Regions from separate parts of the Homo sapiens genome. Here region 1 is linked to region 2. A link is a loop called in an ENCODE intact Hi-C map of the cell type or tissue named here. Cell type or tissue: testis. All regions are shown on one strand. Each heading gives the region's core, and the rest is flanking DNA. Links, peaks and the distances in the headings are about the cores only. Region 1 holds the start of OR4A16 (olfactory receptor family 4 subfamily A member 16). Region 2 has its middle 37 kb from the start of OR4A15.

Region 1 (10,465 bases), core at 1,673-9,672, 60 kb before region 2:
GGAGAACCACTGCCCTCTCCCTATGTATTATATCCACTTTCTGAATTCTTTTCTATAAATTATAATTTTTATATAATATTGTGTTTTTCAGCCTGAGGAACTTTTTTTTGCATTTTGCATAATACAGGTCTGATGGCTGTTACATTTCTCATCTCTCAAGTACTGAGCTAATTACTGAATTTCATATGGCAGTTTGAGACCACATTTAGATCTCCCCTAACACAAAAAAGGTAAAAGATTGAGAGTGAGAGGAAATTCCAGCAATTTGCTAGTACACGGGGTTTTGGAAAAGAGTTTGAAGTTCAATTTCTGCCCTAGTAGGGTGATGTAGTAAATTTTCAGCTTTCTGTTGAAACTCAATACGGTCCATGTCTCAGCATTAATGTCAACATTCCAGAATTAAGGATTATACAATAACACTTTTTGACATCCTTTATCAATAGGGCTACTCTCTTTATCTTTTATGATCTTCACGTTTTTATAGTTATAATTTGTTTTTATGCAGTTGTATCAACAGAAGCATTTACAGCCTTGTATCTTTCCTACAAATAATACAATTCTCAAACAGAGCATTAAATAACTTCAGTGTAGTTCTCCCATTCTAGTGAGAAGGGGTTCATCGTCCTTTCCTAGCATTAGCTGACTTCATGTCACATATGAGAGAAACTGGAGTTTTATTCTCTGGAAACAAAATAATGTCATGCGTAAAGAATAAGAGTGTCCATTCTAGGTGCTATCACCCATTTGTGTGCTCCTTTTACATCTGACACGATTTTTCCTTTAAACTATTACCTATTTAATTCCAACTCATCTTTTAAAAAAGCCATTATTATATGGTTTGTAAGGGGTATAATATGTCCATTTGAGGTACTTTTTTGTTTGTTTCTTTTGAGACAGAGTCTCACTGTGTCGTCCAGGCTGGGATGCAGTGGAATGATCCTGGCTCATTGCAACTTCTGCCTCCCGGGTTCAAGGTATTCTCCTGCCTCAGCCTCCCAAGTAGCTGGGATTATAGGCATGTAAGACCACACCCAGCTAATTTTTGTATTTTTAGTAGAGGCTGGTTTTCACCATGTCGGTCAGGCTGGTCTCAAACTGCTGACCTCAGGTGATCTGCCCACCTTGGCCTCCCAAAGTGTTGTCGATTACAGGCGTGAGCCACTGCTACCGGCTTATGTGATGTACTTCTTAGCTCATTTATGTCCACTGGCCATGAGAAAATTTGTGCTTTGATTCAATGAGATTTGGGGATCAAATTGGTAGTCCATGTATTGTTTCACTAGCCAGATGGTGTTTTCATTTGTGGCTTGGATTACAGGCTAAGTGAATCTCAAAGTGTCATTAAAAGTCTAATCATGATAAACCCATTTGACATCACTAGGAGCTATGGCTATTGATCCTTTGTAATAACCCTAAAAGCTCTGTTTTGGTTCTTGGCACTAGCAAGTACTCTTTAATCCTATTTAAACAGTGTTTCTGCTATTGATAAAACACCTGAGTCTTTATGATATTACTGGTTTTGGTTGACTTAGTGGAGTATGTCACTATTCTTCCCATCATTATGTGTCATTCATCTCATATATCCAAATGGCCACTGAAAATGCAGGGACAAAGACTTTCTATTCTTTTTTTAAAAGAATCAAAACCTAGGTTCCTTAAAGACCTATAGCACTCAGTTTAATCTTCCCTTAGAATCCTAATGTGGCTTCCACAATAGCATCCTCTGTTGCTGGATTTCTTGATCAACCATATGTATGAGCAGCAAAAACTTTAGTTCATGGAGCATTTGGTTCTCACTCTCAGAGCAATGTCTGAATATTTCCTGACACCTGTGGTGTAACCACACCATTTGGTCAGGTAGACCAGAGGCTTGTCTACCTGACCAAATGGTGTGGTTACACCACAGGTGTCAGGAAATATTCAGACATTGCTCTGAGAGTGAGAACCAAATGCTCCATGAACTAAAGTTTATGCTGCTCATACATATGGTCATTCAGAGGACTTAACTTTACCTTCTTGAACCAAATTTCTACTATTCAGAGGGAGAATTTCAGCAGATTTCCATATGAATCATACCCTTTCGTTTGAAAATCTCCATTAGGAAATTAAATATCTTGTTTTTCTTTATCAGGAAAAGGATAATTGCATTCATACCAGTGATTAGCAGGAATGAAAACCTCTGTCAGAGGTTCTATTTGTTCTGAAATTTATACTTATAAATATGATATATTTATCAGAGCCACCCCCTTGAACATTTCTACATATGCTCTTTCAATTTTATTAAGAAACGTTGTCATGCCATGCTATGCTTTTTTAACTGGCCCTCTAATGTCACCATGACATCGAGGACACTCATAATGAATTAATCTGTGTCTCTGTGAAAGTTCAAGCACTTCTCAGTAGTTGTCTTTCAAATTGCCCTCATCTGGCCAGTGTATTAGGAATATTGAATCCAAAATGCCAGTTTTCATCCTAGGGTGGCAGAATTAGGCTTCTGTGGGAGTCTCCAGTGTGCATAACTTCCCATAGTAGACACTTCTGAAAACAACTGGGCATTAAGGTTATTGGGTTTCCATGGCATTGTGTGAGTAACTTCCCATTATAAATCTCCCAGAGTTATTGTTACTTCTTTGTGTTACTAGGATGTGAAAGAGATGTTATATTTGGTAATGTTTCTAAAATGTCTCTGTTGGTCATGGACCAAGTTGTTCCAAGGAACTTGCCTTATTACTTCAAACTCTGTATTTTGGCTAGACTGATGAATCACACTAGACACTGATATTTACTGTCACTCCCATATCACAAGGTCAGGAGATCAAGACCATCCTGACTAACATGATGAAACCCTGTCTCTGTTAAAGATACAAAAATTAGCTGAGTGTGGTGGCACGCACCTGTAGTCCTAGCTACTCAGGAGGCTGAGGCAGGAAAATCACTTGAACCCACGAGGTGGAGGTTGCAATGAGCCAAGATCATACCACTGCACTCCAGCCTGGATGACAGAGTGAGACTCCATCTCAAAAAAAGAAGGAAAGAAAATGACTCAACCCATGCTTTCTTACATTGAACTTGGAATTTATCCTTCAGTATTTTTTTGTTTTTAGTCTGGATGCTGAGGTTGTATTTTTGAGCACTCTTAGTACCTGAACAACATTATAAATAAAACTATGTTTCACCATTTTTTACCTCTCTTTTCATTGTATATTTTCTCCTCTCTCACTATCCAGTTCACTGTATGAGTTCTGCCAAAAAAGCAAACAAAAAAACCCTCTAGTTGCTGATGTAATAGCTGGTGACAGGGATGAGTTAGTTTAGTTCAGTTTAAAACTATGCTGAAATTAGAATAGTAAATGTGTTTGGAATTGTGGTATAGGCAAGGATGTAATGGAAACTCCCTAGAACTCGAACAGTCAGAGATTTTGTGGTTATTTATACTGGTAAAAGTCCAGTATCTTGAAATTTAATGAGAGATTAAAGAAAACTGTTTATTTTTTTGAGACATGGAGGTCTGAATGTTTAACAGTGGAATGTTATAGTACTATGTGAGATATTTCAGAAGATGGTTAATTTTGTTGCTACACAGGTCATATTGTAAAGTCCCTGCAACTACTACAAATGTGAAGGACTGAGTCTATGCTAATTTAGTTATTGCAAGTTTATAACTTTTTTTATTATACTTTAAGTTTTAGGGTACATGTGCACAACGTGCAGGTTAGTTACATATGTATACATGTGCCATGTTGGTGTGCTGCGCTCATTAACTCATAACAAGTTTATAAGAGTAAGTTTCTTGAGAGTGGGAGACTGTTTCCTGTCCATCAAAGCTGATTGGGGTGCAAAAAAGTAATATGTTTTAAATAAGAAGTTATTAAAGTATGAATGATAGTTGCACTTTTAACTATTTTCCTGTACAGAATACCCACTAAGACTTAGAGTTAGATCATTTATCTGTTGGCTGAAAACAAAATCTTCTGAGGGATATAGAATTTTCAAGGGAAGGCCTATTGGACAGTTTGGATGAGGAACTCAATAGAGACTTAGTAAACGTTTATTGAGTATAAATGGCCGTGGAAGATATAACGATGTAGATGTGCTCTGTGACATAATGGATGTATTTATTTTTCTGTTCACTATTTCATTACAGTCCCTGTTCTCCTGAGCTCTCATTTCTGATATAAGCTTGAAAGAAGAGTAAATGAGACCAAGCAGCAATGTTACAGAATTTGTCCTCCTGGGCCTCACTCAAGATCCTGATGTGAAAAAAACATTATTTGTCATGTTTTTACTCATATACATTGTGACAATGGTGGGAAACCTCCTCATTTGGGTGACTACTATTGGCAGCCCCTCCTTGGGCTCCCTAATGTACTTCTTCCTTGCCTACTTGTCACTTATGGATGCCATATATTCCACTGCCATGTCACCCAAATTGATGATAGACTTACTCTGTGATAAAATCGCTATTTCCTTGTCAGCTTGCATGGGTCAGCTCTTCATAGAACACTTACTTGGTGGTGCAGAGGTCTTCCTTTTGGTGGTGATGGCCTATGATCGCTATGTGGCTATCTCTAAGCCGCTGCACTATTTGAACATCATGAATCGACTGGTTTGCATCCTTCTGTTGGTGGTGGCCATGATTGGAGGTTTTGTGCACTCTGTGGTTCAAATTGTCTTTCTGTACAGTCTACCAATCTGTGGCCCCAATGTTATTGACCACTCTGTCTGTGACATGTACCCATTGTTGGAACTGTTGTGCCTTGACACCTACTTTATAGGACTCACTGTGGTTGCCAATGGTGGAATAATTTGTATGGTCATCTTTACCTTTCTGCTAATCTCCTGTGGAGTCATCCTAAACTTCCTTAAAACTTACAGTCAGGAAGAGAGGCATAAAGCCCTGCCTACCTGCATCTCCCACATCATTGTGGTTGCCCTCGTTTTTGTTCCCTGTATTTTTATGTATGTTAGACCCGTTTCCAACTTTCCCTTTGATAAATTAATGACTGTGTTTTATTCAATTATCACACTCATGTTGAATCCTTTAATATACTCGTTGAGACAATCAGAGATGAAAAATGCTATGAAAAATCTCTGGTGTGAAAAGTTAAGTATAGTTAGAAAAAGAGTATCTCCCACACTGAACATATTTATTCCTAGTTCTAAGGCAACAAATAGGCGGTAAAATACTGCAGTCAATTCAACAGATTCTGTAGGGATGCTTCTCTCTATCTACATAAAGCCATCAGAAAAGTAGTATAAATTATCCACTGAGACTAGAATAAATCTAAAGAGAAATTTGGAGAATGAATAAAATCACAGGTACTGAATAAAAGGTCTTGGTACAAGTAAAAATAAAACCAAGCTCACCTTGTAACTTTATTTTTCTCAGTTTATATTGAATTAGGACTTAAAGTTATTGATTATTTTCAAAAGAGAAAACACAAGCCACTTCTGTAGATGTACTTTTACCCAAATTCATGAGAAAGCAATTTGGCTAATACTTAAAACAGATTTCTGGGGAAAAGAGAGTTGTTTTTAAATCTTATTTTTTTATTATTCTATTAGTAAAGCAGCTTTCTGTGTTATTAATTTTGTTTTAAGGTTGCTTCCATTCCGCAAGTCATGTCTATGCATTTCCAGTTCAGGATATTTGGATGACAGATGATATTGTCTTTAATGAAAGACAGGATTGGCTAGGTGCAGTGGCTCACACTTGCAATCGTAGGACTTTGGGAGGCCGAGGCAGGTGGATCACAAGGTCAGGAGTTCAAGACCAGCCCAGCCACGATGGTGAAACCCCATCTGTACTAAAAATACAAAAATTACTGGGGATTGGTGGCAGGCATCTGTAATCCCAGCTATTTGGGAGGCTGAGGCAGAGAACTGCTTGAACCCGGGAGGTGGAGCTTTCAGTGGGGCAAGATTGTGCCATGGCACTTCAGCCTGTGTGACAGAGTGAGACTCCATCAGGGGGGAGGGATAGCATTGGGAGATATACCTAATGCTAGATGATGAGTTAGTGGGTGCAGCACACCAGCATGGCACATGTATACATATGTAACTAACCTGCACAATGTGCACATGTACCCTAAAACTTAAAGTAGAATAATAAAAAATAAATAAATAGATAAATAAATAAATAAATAAAGAGAAAGGAACCGTGAAAAAAAAATAAAAAATAAATAAAAATTTAAAAAGGCACTCTTAGTGAACAATTTTGTAAGATGGAATGTAGATAATGATGAAAACAGATGCTAGTTCTTTACTGCAGGAAAAAAATACTTTAGTTTTTAGAATCATACTAATTCAAGTTATAAACACATTTTTATGATTTTCCTTGCTTGTTCTCATGTGCTTTTTTGCCACTCTCTGAAGAAAAGGCAAAGCTTCTTATATTCATGATGCTGAAAATATGGATAAGGAAAAGTGTTATTTAGCATAAGCAACATGTTTTCTAAATGTTGTATTTAAACTGCTAATAGACTTAAATAGATTTGTTGTGTAAGCAAAATTTTGGTTTTCAATTTCATGATAAAAAACAAGTTTTTCTCAGTGTGCAGCCACCTTAGGACATCAGAAAACAAGAAGATTGAATTGTTTTCATTATAATATAGAACACTATCTATGCTTTGTAAGAGTTAGTTTTTTAAAATAAATTTTTTTGTATGTTGAATATACAACATGATGTTACGGGATACATGTAGAGAGTAAAAAGGTTACTATTGTGAAGCAAATTAATATATGCATCATCTAAAATACTCACTTTTTGTGGAAAAGCAGATAACATCTACTCTTTTAGCATGAATACCAAATACAGTAAAATTTTATTACCTATTGTCCTCATGCTGTATATTAGTCAGAGGATATAATGTAACAGAAGAAGAAATGAAAAATGAGCAAGTCTAGAGATCTCATGTACAAGAATTTACTTTTCTAAATGAAAACATATTTTATAACTTAAATTACTTGAAAATTTTATAATTTGTATGCACATCAAATGATATGTGAAATTCAGAATATTATCAATGTAATTGAAACTACCTGTGTCTACCACGCTGATGCCATTCCTCTTTTTCTCCCCAGGGATAAACCAAACACTAAAGTTTTTGTTAATCATAGTTAAAATAGTTTAATTACATATGTACTTTTCCTTAAAAGGTATTGTTTAGATTTTCATATTCCTTGCCTTTATTAAAATTGTATTATCCATAGTTTTCTGAATTTTACTTTCTTTCACAATGTAAACATTCTAAGATTTGATTATATTACTGTATGTTGCTTTAGTCTCTTAATTTTCCGTGCTGTATATTATTCCATGTGTGAATATACCACCAATTATGCATTGGTTCAATCAGAGGCCATTTGCAGTGTTTATGTTTTTTTTTTAATTCATGTTGCACAATATGCAGCTATGGACATCCTGAAAAAATTATTTTGTGTTAAAAATAATGCTTATACACTTTTACAGATTACTGCATTTTTTTCCTAATGTATTATTAATCACCTCCTTAACCAGTTAAGTTACTTCTACCAACAGTGCATAACAGTTCCATTGCTCTACATCCTTACCAACACCTCACTATAGTGAGATGTTTGATAATTTTTCCTAATGTAATAGCTTTAAGGCTGTAAGTTCATTGTGGTTTTAATTTGCAGTCTTTATTGCCACTGAAGTTGAGTATATTCTTAACGTGTTTATTGAATCTCATTTTTTTCTAATTTTCTATGAAATGTGTATTTATGTATCTTACCAACTTTTCTACTGGTTGTTTTCTATTATTTTTAATTTATTGGACTTCTTTAGGAAACCTGTGTATTGAATCCTTATTGTTTATATGTATTGCAAACATTTTCTCAGTTTGTGATTTCCTTTTTTATACTTCTCATTTCATTTGATGAATAAAAGCCTCATGATTTCATTTTTTCTTTATTTATTAAACAAATAAAAATTGCATGTATTTATTATATACAATATGTTGTCTTAAAACATGTATACATTGGGGAAGGATTAAATTGAGCTATTTAGCATATGCATTGCCTTACATAGTCATCATATTTTTGTGATGAAAACACTTAAAATCTACTGTCTTAGCAATTTTCAAGAATAGGTTGTTACTAACTATAGTCACCATGTTGTACAATAGATCTCTTGAATTTATTCCTTCTATACAATTGAAATTGTGTATTCTTTGACCAAAATCTCCCCAACACGCCTGGTAACCACTATTCTACTTTCTACTGTTATGAGTTCAACTTTTTTGGATTTCACATATAAGTGAGATTATGTGATATTTGTCTTCCTATGCCTGGGTTATAGCTTAATGCAATGTCCTCCAGTTTCATCCACATTGCCACAAATGACAAGATTTCCTTCCTTTTAAATGCTAAATAGTATTCATTGTGTATATGTACCACATTTTCTTTATCCATTCATCCACCGGTGGGCACTTCAGTTGATTCTGTATCTTGGCTATTGTGAATAATGCTGCAATGAATGTAGTTGTGCAGATATCTCTTTGACATACTGATTTTCTTTATTTTTCTCAGTTTTTAATTTGAGACTGAGTTTTTAATTTAATTTTTCTTTGTTTTTAATTTGAGACTGAGTTTCACTCTTGCCATCCAGGCTGGTGTGCAATGGCGTGACCTCAACTCACTGCAACCTCTGCCTCCTGGGTTCAAACAATGCTCCTGCTTCAGCCTCCCATGTAGCTGGGATTACAGGCATGTAGCAGCACACTTGACTAATTTTTGTTTGCATTTTTAGTAAAGATGGAATTTGGCCAAGTTGGCCAGGCTGATCTCGAACACCTGACCTCAAGTGATCCACCTGCCACAGCCCCCTAGAGTGCTGGAATTACAGGTGTGAACCAGTGCACCCACCATACTGATTTTCTTTTTAAAAAATAATATATACCTAGCAATGGGATGGCTGGGTCATATGATAGCTTTAATTTTTGAGAACGCTTCATGCTGTTTTCCATAATAGCTGTACTAATTTACATTACTAGTAACAGTGTGCAAGGGTTCTCTGTTCTCCACATCCTCACCAACACTTGTTGTCATTTGTCTTTTTGATAATAGCCAGTCTAATAGGTGTGAGATAACATTTAATTGTGGTTTTATTTTGCATTCCTCTGATGATTAGTGATTTTGAGCATTTTTATACACATATTGGTCATTTTTATGTCATGTTTAGAGAAATGCTTACTCAAATCTGATATGGTTTGGCTGTGTCCCTACTCAGATCTCATCTTGAATTCCCACGTGTTGTAGGAGGGACCTGGTGGAAGGTAATTGAATCATGGGGGCAAGTCTCTCTCCTGCTGTTCCCATGATGGTGAGTAAGTCTCATGAGATCTGATGGTTTTATAAAGAGGACTTTCCCTGCACAAGCTGTCAGAAAGCTTGTCTGCTGCCATTCATATAAGACATCTCTTGTTCCTAGTTGCCTTTTGCCATGACTGGGAGGCCTCCATAGTTATGTGGAACTGTAAGTCTATTAAACCTCTTTCTTTTGTAAATTGCCCAGTCTTGGGTACATCTTTATCAGCAGTGTGAAAATAAACTAATACAGTAAATTGGTACCGAGAGTGGGGCACTGCTGAAAAGATACCCGAAAATAAGGAAGCGACTTTGGAACTGGGTAACAGGAAGAGGTTGGGACAGTTTGGAGGGCTCAGAAAAAGACAGAAAAACATGGGAAAGTTTAAAACTCTCTAGAGACTTGTTGAATGGCTTTGACCAAGATGCTGATAATGGTGTAGACAATGAAATCCAGGCTGAGGTGGTCTCAGATGGAGATGAGGAACTTCTTGGGAACTGGAGCAAAGGTGACTCTTGTTACATTTTAGCAAAGACACTGGTGGCATTTTGCCCCTGCCCTAGAGTTCTGTGGAACTGTGAACTTGAGAGAGATGATTTATGGTATCTGGCAGAAGAAATTTTTAATCTGCAAAGCATTCAAAGCGTGACTTCGGTGCTATTGAAAGCAATAGTTTTATAAGGGAAGCAGAGCATAAAAGTTTGGAAAATTTGCAGCCTTACAATAGTGATAGAAAAGAAATTTGCAGCCTTACTATACAATAGTGATAGAAAAGAAAATTCCATTTTCCAAGAAGAAATTTAAACCAGCTGCAGAAATTTGCATAAGTCACAAGCCAAATGTTAATCATCAAGACACTGTAGAAAGTGTCTCCTAGGCATATCAGAGAACTCTGAAGCAGCCCCTCCCAACACAGGCCTGGAGGCTTAGAAGAAAATAAAAGGTTTCATGGGCCTGGCCCAGGGTTCCTCTGGTGTGTGCAGTCTAGGGACTTCGTGCCCTGCATCTCAGCTGCTCCAGCTGTGACTAAAAGGGGCCAAGGTACAGTTCAGACCATGTTTTCAGAGGGTGCAAGCCCTAAGCCTTGGCAGCTTCCACATGGCATTGAGCCTGTAGGTGCACAGAAGTCAAGAATTGGGG
Region 2 (10,465 bases), core at 1,281-9,280:
TTATTAAATACTTCAGTCTCCATTGAAACTTAAGCAGATTTATGTCTCACCATTAATGACTACATCCCAGAGTTAAGAATTATACTATCAAATTTTAAGACATTCCTTGAATTAGTTAATTCTTGCATTGCTGTAAAAATATTGATACTTGAAACTGGGTAATTTATAAAGAAAAGAGGCTTAGTTAGCTCATTGCTCCATAAGCTGCACACGGAGAATGATTCTGTTATGTTTTTGACTTCTGCGGAGGCCTCAGGAAATTTACAAACATGGCGGAAGCCAAAGTGGGAGCAGATACATTTTACCAGACAGCATCAGGAGCAAGAGGGGGAGGTGACACAAAATTTTAAATCACAAGATCTCATGAGAACTCACTGTCAGGATGACAGCACCAAGGGGCAATGGCATTAAACCATGAGAAACTTCCCCCATATTCCAGTTACCTCCCACCAGACCCTACCTCCAACCTTTGATATTACATTTCAACATGAGATTTAAGTGGGGACACAGATCAAAAGAATATCATTCTGGCACTGACCCCTCCAAAACCTCATGCTCTTCTCACCTTTCTCTCACATTTTCTCACATTTCAAAATACAATCAGTTCCCCAAAGTGCTAACCCATTCCAGCATTAACTGAAAAGTCCACAGCCCAGGCTTCTCTGAGACAAGGCTAGTCCCTTCCACCTAAGTCTGTAAAATCAAAAGCAAGCTAGTAACTTACAGGATACAAAGAAGTTACAGGAATTGGGTAAATACTTTCATTCCAAAGTGGAGAAATCAGCCAAAAGAAAGGGGTTACAGGCCCCATGTAAGTCTGCAATCTAACAAGGCAGTCATTAAATCTTAAAGCTCCAAAATAATTTCTTTTGACTCCATGCCTCACAACCAGGGCATATTCGTGCAATGTGTAGGCTTCCAAGGCAATGGGTAGCTCCACCCATGTGGCTTTGAAGGTTCAGCCCCCAAAGTTGCTCTTAGGTTGGGTGTTGCTCCTGGATGACTGTGGCTTTTCTAGGTACAGAGAGCAAGCTGCTGGGGGAGCAACCATTTTGGGGTCTGGAGAATGGTAGTCCTCTTCTCACAGCTCCACTAGGCAGTGCCCCAGTGGGTACTCTGTGTATGGTCTCCAACCCCACATTTCCCCTCCACACTGCCTGAATAGAAGTTCTCTGTGAGAGCTCCACCCCTGCAGCAGGCTTCTCTTTGGGCATCCATGCTGTTTGATAGATCTTCTGAATCCTAAGTGGCAGCTTCCAAGCCTCATCCATTGCATTCTGTGCACCTGTAGGTTTACAAACACCTGGAAGCCTTCTATGCTCACAGCTTTCATCCTCTGAAGCAGTGGCCTGAGCTGTACCTTGGCCCCTTTTAGTTATGGCTGGACCTGGAATGGCTGGGATGCAAACAGCAGTTTTCCAAGACTGCTCAGGGCAGTAGGGCCCTGGCTCTGGCTCAGAAAATTGTTCAGTTCTCCTAGATCTCCAGTTCTGTGATGGGAAGTCCTGTTGAAAAGGTCTGTGAAATGCCTTTGAGGGTTTTTCCTCATTGTCTTGGAGCTTAGCACTTGGCTACTCTTATGCAAATTTCTGCAGCCAGCTTGAATTTCTTCCCTGAAAACGGGCTTTTCTTTTCTTTCACATGGCCAGGCTGCAAATTTTTCAAACTTTTACACTCTGCTCCCATTTAAATATGTTCCATTTTCAGATCATTTCTTTGCTCTTTTATATGAGCTTAGGTTATTAGAAGCAGCCAGGCTAATAGAAGGAGCCAGGCTAAATCTTGAATGCTTTCCTGCTTAGAAATTTCTTCTGCCAGATACCCTAAATCATCATTCTCAAGTTCAAAGTTTGACAGATCCTTAGAGCAGGGACAAAATGCAGCCAGACTTTTCTGTAGCTCAGCAAAAGTGACTTCCACTCCAGTTCCCATTAAGTTTTTTATTTCTGTCCGAGATCTCCTCACTCTAGACTTTACTGTCCACTTCACTATCAGCATTTTGGTCAGAGCCATTCAAAAATTCTCTAGGAAGTTCAAAATTTTCTTTCACCTTCCTTTCTTCTGAGCCCTCTACATTCTTCCAACCTCTGCCTGTTACCCAGTTTCAAAGCTGCTTCCACATTTTCAGGTATCTTTATAGATATGCTTCACTCTTCAGTACTAATTATTGTATTAGCCCACTCTTGCATTGCTATAAAGAAATATCAGAGAGATTCTGTAATTTATGAAGAAAAGAGTTTTAATTGGCTCATTGCTCCACAGGCTGTAACTGAAAGCATGATGCTGGCATCTCCTCAGTTCTGGGGAGGCCTCAGTAAATTTAAAATCAATGTGGAAGGCAAAGTGGGAGCAGGCACATCTTACATGGCAGGTGCAGGAGCAGTAAAGGGAACTGCCACACACTTTTAAATAACCAGATCCCATGAGAACCCACAATTGTTATGACAGTACCAAAAAGGGACGGTGTTAAACCACGAGGAAATTCCGCAATAATCCAGTCACCTCCCAGCAGGCCCTACCTCCAGCACTCGGAATTACATTTTAACATGAGATTTGGGTGGGGACACAGATCCAAACCATATCTTTTTTTTTTATCATTTGGACAACTCCTTTTCCTTCTTTATCCTTTATCTTCTTCATGCATTTATAATTCTGATTTGTTCTTATACAATGTTATTAACAGAGCCTTTTGTTGCATTTTGCGTTTCCTACAAATAATATAATTCTGAATCAGAGTATTAAAGGAATTCAGTTAAGTTCTCCCATTCATGCGAAAAGTGGTCTAGTACCTCTTCCTGGCCATAACTCCATGTCATATATGAGTGAAAGAGTTAAGAGTTCTATTCTCAAGAGTTAAGATAATCTCATGGGAAAATAGTAATCATGTCCTCCCTAGGAGTAATTACCCATCTATATGCTCTTTTCCCATCTGCTAGATTTTTTTCTTCCAATAATTTATTATTCTTATGAGCCTAGTTTCGGCTTTTATTAAGCCATTATTATGTCAGTTTTAAGGGGTATAGTGTGTCCATGTGATGTATTTCTTAGGCTATTTATGTCCATGTGCCTTGTGGAAATCTGTGCCTTAAATCAATGAGATGTAATTGAGTGGGCAAATTGTTAGAACGTAGTGTTTCTGTAGGTTGACAGTGTTGTCATTTGTGGCTTAGGTCATAGACTAGGTGAAATCCAAAATGGTAAAAAAAAAAAAAAATCTATTTAAGGATAAATTAATTTGAAACCACTAGGATCTATGTCTAATGGTCCTTTAAAATAGACAACAAACTGTGTTGTCATATTTGACCCTAGCATATACTCCTCAAACTGTTACAGAACTTTTTTCTTCACCACATTTTGGTTGACTTAGTGGGCTACGTCATTATTCTGCTCATCATTATATGTCATCCATGCATATACCCAAGTGGCTACCACCTCTAAATCCTAGGCCAGTGGGTTTCTCTTTCTTTTTTGAGTCAAAACCTGGGTTCTTTGGTGGATCCTATGCCCACTTTAAACTTCCCTTAGAATACTTGTATGACCTTCCATAATAGCATTCTCTATTGCTAAAATTCTTCGTCATCCATTCATCAGAGACTTGTCTGCCTGATCAAATGGTGAAGTTACCATACAGGAGTCTGAAAATGCACAGACATTGCTCTGAGAGCAAGAACCAAATGCTGCACACAATGAAGGATATGCTGCATATATATATATATATATATATATAAAATACATATATATAATACATATATATAATACATATATATAATATATATGTATAGTATATATATAATATATGTATAGTATATATATAATATATATGTATAGTGTATATATGTTTTATATATGTATATGTATAGTCTTTCAAAGGAATTAATTTTGCCTACTTTGACAAAGGTTTTACCATTCAGAATGAGAATTTCAACAGATTTTCATAATAATCATACCTCACAATTTAGGAAATCCCATTGGGAAATTCAGTATTCTGTTTTTCTGTGGTAGGAAATGTATAATTGCCTGAGCAACAGGAGTGGAAACCTCTGTGAGAGGTTTCTTTTCTTCCGAAAGTTATGCTTATGAATATGATATACTTCCTAGAGTCATCTCCTAAAATATGTTTCTGTACATACTATTTCCATTTTATTAAGATATTTTGTTATGCTAAGCCATTAATGACATTAAATTGTGTCTCTGTGAAAGCCCAATAACTTCTCAGTAGCTGCCTATCCAATGGGCTTCCTCTGGACAAGCTATCAGGAATTATTGAATCCCAAATCCCAATAATCATCACAGGGTGGCAGGAGTAGGTTTCTGCTAGAGTCTTCAGTCTGCATATGTTCATATATATACACTTTCAAAAATGACTGCATTCGGTTCTTGGGTCTAATGGCACTGCATGAGTAACTTCCCATTATGAATTTTCTGGAACCCTTGTCATTTTTTTTTATTACTAGGATGTGGAAGATCTAGTGGTATAATTGCTAAGGTTTGTGAAATATCTCTGATGGCCCAGACCATGTTGTTTCCAGAATCTTGCATGATTAGTCTAAGCTCTATCTTTTGACTAGACCAATCAAGAACATTAGACTACTAATATTTACCATAGTCCCTGTATTCTTCCACATTGCTTCTTCTGAGGGAGAAACTATTACAATGTTATCAAGGTAATGAATTATTTTATTATGTTCATGTCTAAATTTCATTTCACCTAATTATGGCATTATACTACGTATATATCTTTGAGGAAAAATGGCAAACATATGTTGCATTTCTTTCCACGTAAAAGCAAATGAATCTGGATATTGTTTTAATTTTAAAAGTTGATCTGGAAACCCAAAATATAAAATTTGCAATTAAATTTTGAAAGGATAATGAACCAATCTGAATACTGGGAGGCTGATGCGGGCAGATCACCTGAGGTCAGGAGTTCAAGATCAGCCTGGCAAACATGGCAAAATCCTGTCTCTACTAAAAATACAAAAATTAGCTGGGTGTGTGGTCATGCATGACTGTAATGCCAGCTACTCTGGATGCTGAGACAGGAGAATCACTTGAACCCATGAGGCAGAAGTTGCAGTAAGCCAAGATCACACCACTGTACTCCAACCTGGTAACAGAGCAAGACTCCACCTCAAAAGATAAAAAATAAAAAATAAATAAAATGCAGCTGTTTCAGTTTGCATGTTTTTGGTTCAAATGATGGGAAACTCAATTCAACTTCTTTTGAAATATAAGAAAATTTATTGATTGGCTGGAATAATCGCACTTTTCAATGTCATGAAAATACTTAAGGTTAGTTGATAAAATGGATAAATTATGTTTTTAAGGAGCCCTATTATTATTTATTTTGACCCATGAATTACAATATTGGATTAAATCTGGCTTTCCTATGACAAGAAGGATTGCTATTTGTAGTGATTTAGAGAGGGCTCTTCCCACAACTGTGGCAGAGGTAATTGACCTTATTATGATGTGGAATGGAAGTGTTATAACACAATGGTTGCAAGATATAATACTTTTGTCTTCCAGGTTACTAAGTTGAGCACATCTTACCATTCCGTTTTCCAATGGTGGTAATAAATGAGAAAGTGCAGATGTCCATTCCTGAATGGGTATAATGAACAGGGATGAGATGTTTTTAGGATGAAAGTCTGGACTATTCCGCTAAATAAGTTATGAGATCAGTAGCAATGCTAGCAGAAGATGAAGGGGGAAAAAAATTTGGTAAGGAAGAAGAAGGTAAATAGCAGTTGCAACTCTTGAGATCAGCTGCAGTGGTAAGAGACATAGTTTGTCCTCAAACCTTTCTCTTTGAGTTCTCAAGTAAGAGAATCCTAAAGGAGCTATTCTGATAATTCATATAAAGATATAAATTCAAGTGTCATAAGGTGTATGTTGTGGTGTACTTGAGGAGAACATGCCCTGCCCTTCATTTAGGAAAGAAGAGTTTATTTAAGCTGTTGGATGTGCTGTTAGTAGAGAGCCTTCAGATCATAGCACCTTCAATATCTGTAAAGGTGCAAAATCTACCTCAAAAAGGTCTCATGCTCTTTCCCAGAGATATCCCTTTTTGCATCCAGATTAATATTTAGCTTCAGGTATAATTAGAGTGCAAGTAGAAAACAGGGTCCTTTTCTATAAGAAAATAATTTATTCTGCTAAAATTGCAAATCCAGATAATTTAAACAATGACAATCATAGGAATATGTGGAACTGGATCTTGTGGATATTGAAATGCAGATTGACATTGATTAGGCTGCATGGGGGAATGTTTATCAGTGTGAAAATAATCTCCCATAAATATATGTGGCACAAGGTTTATGTTGACTAAAATCGCTGAGCACATCCTGTGTGTCAGACATATAGAAGAAAGCATTCCAAGTGTTTAGGGTGGATGTTCAGGTGTCACCACGACTAACGCTTTTGGAGGCCATTCCAATGTTCTATCTAGACAATAGCTTCTAGGTGATGGGAAATGTGGTCATTGCAGTAAATTCTATGGCAGTAAGTTATTCTTAATTTTTTTAAATTGTTTCTTACTTTAAGTTCTGGGGTACATGTGAAGAATGTGAAGGTTACATAGGTACACCTGTGCCATGGTGGTTTGCTGCACCTATCAACATATCATCTAAGTTTTAAGTCTCACATGCCATAGGTATTCATATTAATGCTCTACCTCCCCTTGTTACCCACCTCTCAACAGGCCCTGGTGTGTTATGTTCCCCTCCTTGTGTCCATGTGTTCCCATTGTTCAACTCCCACTTATGAGTGAGAACATGCAGTGTTTGGTTTTCTGTTGCTGTGTTATTTTGCTGAGAATGATGGTTTCCAGCTTCATCCATGTCCCTGCGAAGGACATGAACTCATTCTTTTTTATGGCTGCATAGTATTCCATGATATACATGTACTACATTTTCTTTATTCAATCTATCATCAATGGGCATTTGGGTTGGTTCCAAGTCTTTGCTATTTTAAATAGCTCTGCAATAAACATATGTGTGCATGTGTCTCTATCATAGAATGATTTATAATCCTTTGGGTATATACCCAGTAATGGGATTGATGGATCAAATGATATTTTTAGTTCCAGATCCTTGAGGAATCACCACACCGTCTTCCACAGTGAATGAACTAATCTACACTCCCACCAACTGTGTAAAAGTGTTCCTATTTCTCCACATCCTCTCCATATCTGTTGTTTCCTGACTTTTTAATGATCACCATTCTAACTGGCATGAGATGGTATCTCATTGTGGTTTTGATTTGCATTTCTCTAATGACCATTGATAATTACCTTTTTTTCATGTTTGTTGGTTGCATAAATGTCTTCTTTTGAGAAGTGTCTGTTCATATCCTTTGCCCACTTTTTGATGGGGTTGTTCATTTTTTTCTTGTAAATTTGTTTGAGTTCATTGTAGATTGTGGATATTAGCCCTTTGTCAGATGAGTAGGTTGTGAAAATTTTCTCCCATTCTGTAGGTTGCCTGTTCACTCTGATGGTAGTTTCTTTTGCTGTGCAGAAGCTCTTGAGTTTAATTAGATCCCATTTGTCAATTTTGGCTTTTGTTGCCATTGTTTTTGGTGTTTCAGTCATGAAGTCTTTGCCCATACCTATGTCCTGATTGGTATTGCCTAGGTTTTCTTCTAGGGTTTTTATAATTTTAGGTTTTACCTTTAAGTCTTTAAGCCATCATGAGTTAATTTTTTATAAGGTGTAAGGAAGGGGTCCAGTTTCAGTTTTCTGCATACGGCTAGCCAGTTTTCCCAGCAGTATTTATTAAATAAGGAATCTTTTCCCCATTTCTGGTTTCTGTCATATTTATCAAAGATCAGATGGTTATAGATGTATGGTGTTATTTCTGAGGCATGAATATTTCTGATGGTTTTAGATGTGTGGGGTTTTCCTCTTTTATTCTGTTGGTCTATATATCTGTTTTGGTACCAGTACCATGCTATTTTCGTTGCTGTAGACTTGCAGTATAATTTGAAATCAGGTAGTGTGATGCCTCCAGGTTTGTTCTTTTTGCTTAGGATTGTGTTGACTATACAGGCTCTTTTTTGGTTTCATATGAAATTTAAAGTAGTTTTTTCTAATTCTGTGAAGAAAATCAATGGTAGCTTGATAGGAATAGCATTGAATCTCTCAATTACTTGGGGCAGTATGACCATTTTCAGGATATAGATTCTTCTTACCCATGAGCATTTGTTTGTGTCCTCTCTTATTTCCTTGAGCAGTGGTTTGTAGTTCTCCTTGAAGAGGCCATTCATGTCCCTTGTATGTTGCATTCCTAGGTATTTTATTCACTTTGTAGCAATTTTGAATGGGAGTTCACTCATGATTTGGCTCTCTGCTTGTCTGTTATTGATGTATAGGAATGCTTGTGATTTTTGCAGATTGATTATGTATCTTGAGACTTTGCTGAAGTTGCTTATCAGCTTAAGGAGTTTTTGGGCTGAGATGATCAGGTTTTCTACATATACAATCATGTCATCTTCAACAGAGACAATTTGACTTCCTCTCTTCCTATTTCAATATCCTTTATTTCTTTCTCTTGCCTGATTGCCCTGGACAGAACTTCCAATTCTATGTTGAATAGGAGTGGTAACAGAGAGCCTCATTGTCTTGTGCCATTTTTCAAAGGAAATGCTTCCAGCTTTTGCCCATTCAGTACATATTGGCTATGGGTTTGTCATAAATAGGTCTTATTATTTTGAGATATGTTCCATCAATACTTAGTTTATTGAGAGTTTTTAGCATGAAGGGGATTGAATTTTATCAAAGGCCTTTTCTGCATCTATTGAGATAATCATGTGGCTTTTGTCACTGATTCTCTTTGTGTGATGGATTACATTTATTAATTTGTGTATGTTAAACAAGCCTCACATCCCAGGGATAAAGCTGACTTGATTGTGGTGGATAAACTTTTTGATGTGTGGCTGGATTTGGTTTTCCAGTATTTTATTTAGGATTTTTTTCATCAACATTCATCAGGGATATTGGTCTGAAGTTTTCTTTTTTTTTTATGTCTCTGACAGGTTTTGGTATCAGCGTGATGCTGGCCTCATAAAATGAGTTAGGGAGGAGTCCCTATTTTTTCTATCATTTTGAATAGTTTCCAAAGGAATGGTACCAGCTCCTCTTTGTACCTCTGGTAGAATTTGACTGTGAATCCATCTGGACCTGGGCTTTTTTGTTGTTGTTGGTAGGCTGGTAATTACTGCCTCAATTTCAGAACTTGTTATGCATCTATTCTGGGATTCAACTACCTCCTGGTTTAATCTTGGTAGGGTGTCTGTGTCCAGGAATTTATCCATTTCTTCAGATTTTCTAGATTATTTGCATAGAGGTGTTTATAGTATTCTCTGATGGTAGTTCGTATTTCTGTGAGATCAGTGGTGATATCCCCTTAATCATTTTTTATTGTGTCTATTTGATTCTTCTCTCTTTTCTTCTTTATTAGTCTGGCTAGCAGTCTATCTATTTTGTTAGTCTTTTCAAAAAAACACCTCTTGGATTCCTTGATATTTTGAAAGGTTTTTCATGTCTCTATCTCCTTCATTTCTACTTTGATCTTAGTTATTATTACTTGACTTCTGCTAACTTTTGAATTTGTTTGCTATTGCTTCTCTAGTTATTTTAATTGTGATCTTAGTGTGTCAAGTTTAGATCTTTCCTGCTTTCTCTTGTGGGCACTTAGTGCCATAATTTCCCTCTGAACACTACTTTATCTGTGTCCCAGAGAGTCTGGTGATTTGTGTTTTTGTTCTCATTGTTTTCAAAGAACTTGTTCATTTCTGTCTTAATTTTGTGATTTACCCAGTAGTCAATAAGAAGCAGGTGGTTCAGTTTTCACGTAGTTGTGTGATTTTGAATGAATTTCTTAATCCTGGATTCCAATTTGATTGCTCTGCTGTCTGAGACACTGTTATAATTTCCATTTTTTGCATTTGCTGAGGAGTGTTTTACTTCCAATTATGTGGTCAGTTTTACAGTAATTGTGGTGTGGTGCTGAGAAGAATGCATATTCTATTGATTTGGGGTGAAGAGTTCTGTAGATGTCTATTAGGTCTGCTTGGTCCAGAGCTGAGTTCAAGTCCTCAATATCCTTGTTATTTTTTTGTCTCGTTTATCTGTCTAATATTGTCAATGGGGTGTTAAAGTCTCCCATTATTATTGCGTGGGAGTCTAAGTCTCTTTGTAGTTCTCTAAGAACTTGCTTTATGAATCTGGGTGCTCCTGTATTGGATGCATATATATTTAGGATAGTTAGCTCTTCTTATTGCATTGATCCCTTTACAATTATGTAATGGCCTTCTTTGTCTTTTTTGCTCATTGTTGATTTAAATTCTGTTTTATCAGACACTCGGATTGCAACCCCTGCTTTATTTTGCTTTCCATTTGCTTGGTAAATATTCCTTCATTTCTTTATTTTGAGCCTATGTGTGCCTTTGCACATGAGGTGGG

Evidence for each region. Peaks named below come from ENCODE experiments on the same cell type or tissue, not always from the same donor. Only the 100,000 strongest peaks of a DNase experiment are listed, where the experiment ranks them.
Region 1: it touches region 2 in a loop (5-fold over the local background); 2 of 110 quality-filtered maps call a loop at or near these places.

Annotation. Positions count from the first base shown.
Region 1 is chr11:55,339,006-55,349,470 of GRCh38, forward strand. It overlaps OR4A16 (olfactory receptor family 4 subfamily A member 16), which reads left to right and starts at 4,196. Exons shown (of 1, transcript NM_001005274.1): 1 at 4,196-5,182. The coding sequence starts at 4,196. The coding sequence ends at 5,182. In testis, for the core only: no CTCF peak of the experiment used is centred there; no DNase peak of the experiment used is centred there.
Region 2 is chr11:55,399,668-55,410,132 of GRCh38, forward strand. No RefSeq gene overlaps it. Among named protein-coding and RNA genes, the nearest start is that of OR4A15, 37 kb to the left of the region's middle. In testis, for the core only: no CTCF peak of the experiment used is centred there; no DNase peak of the experiment used is centred there.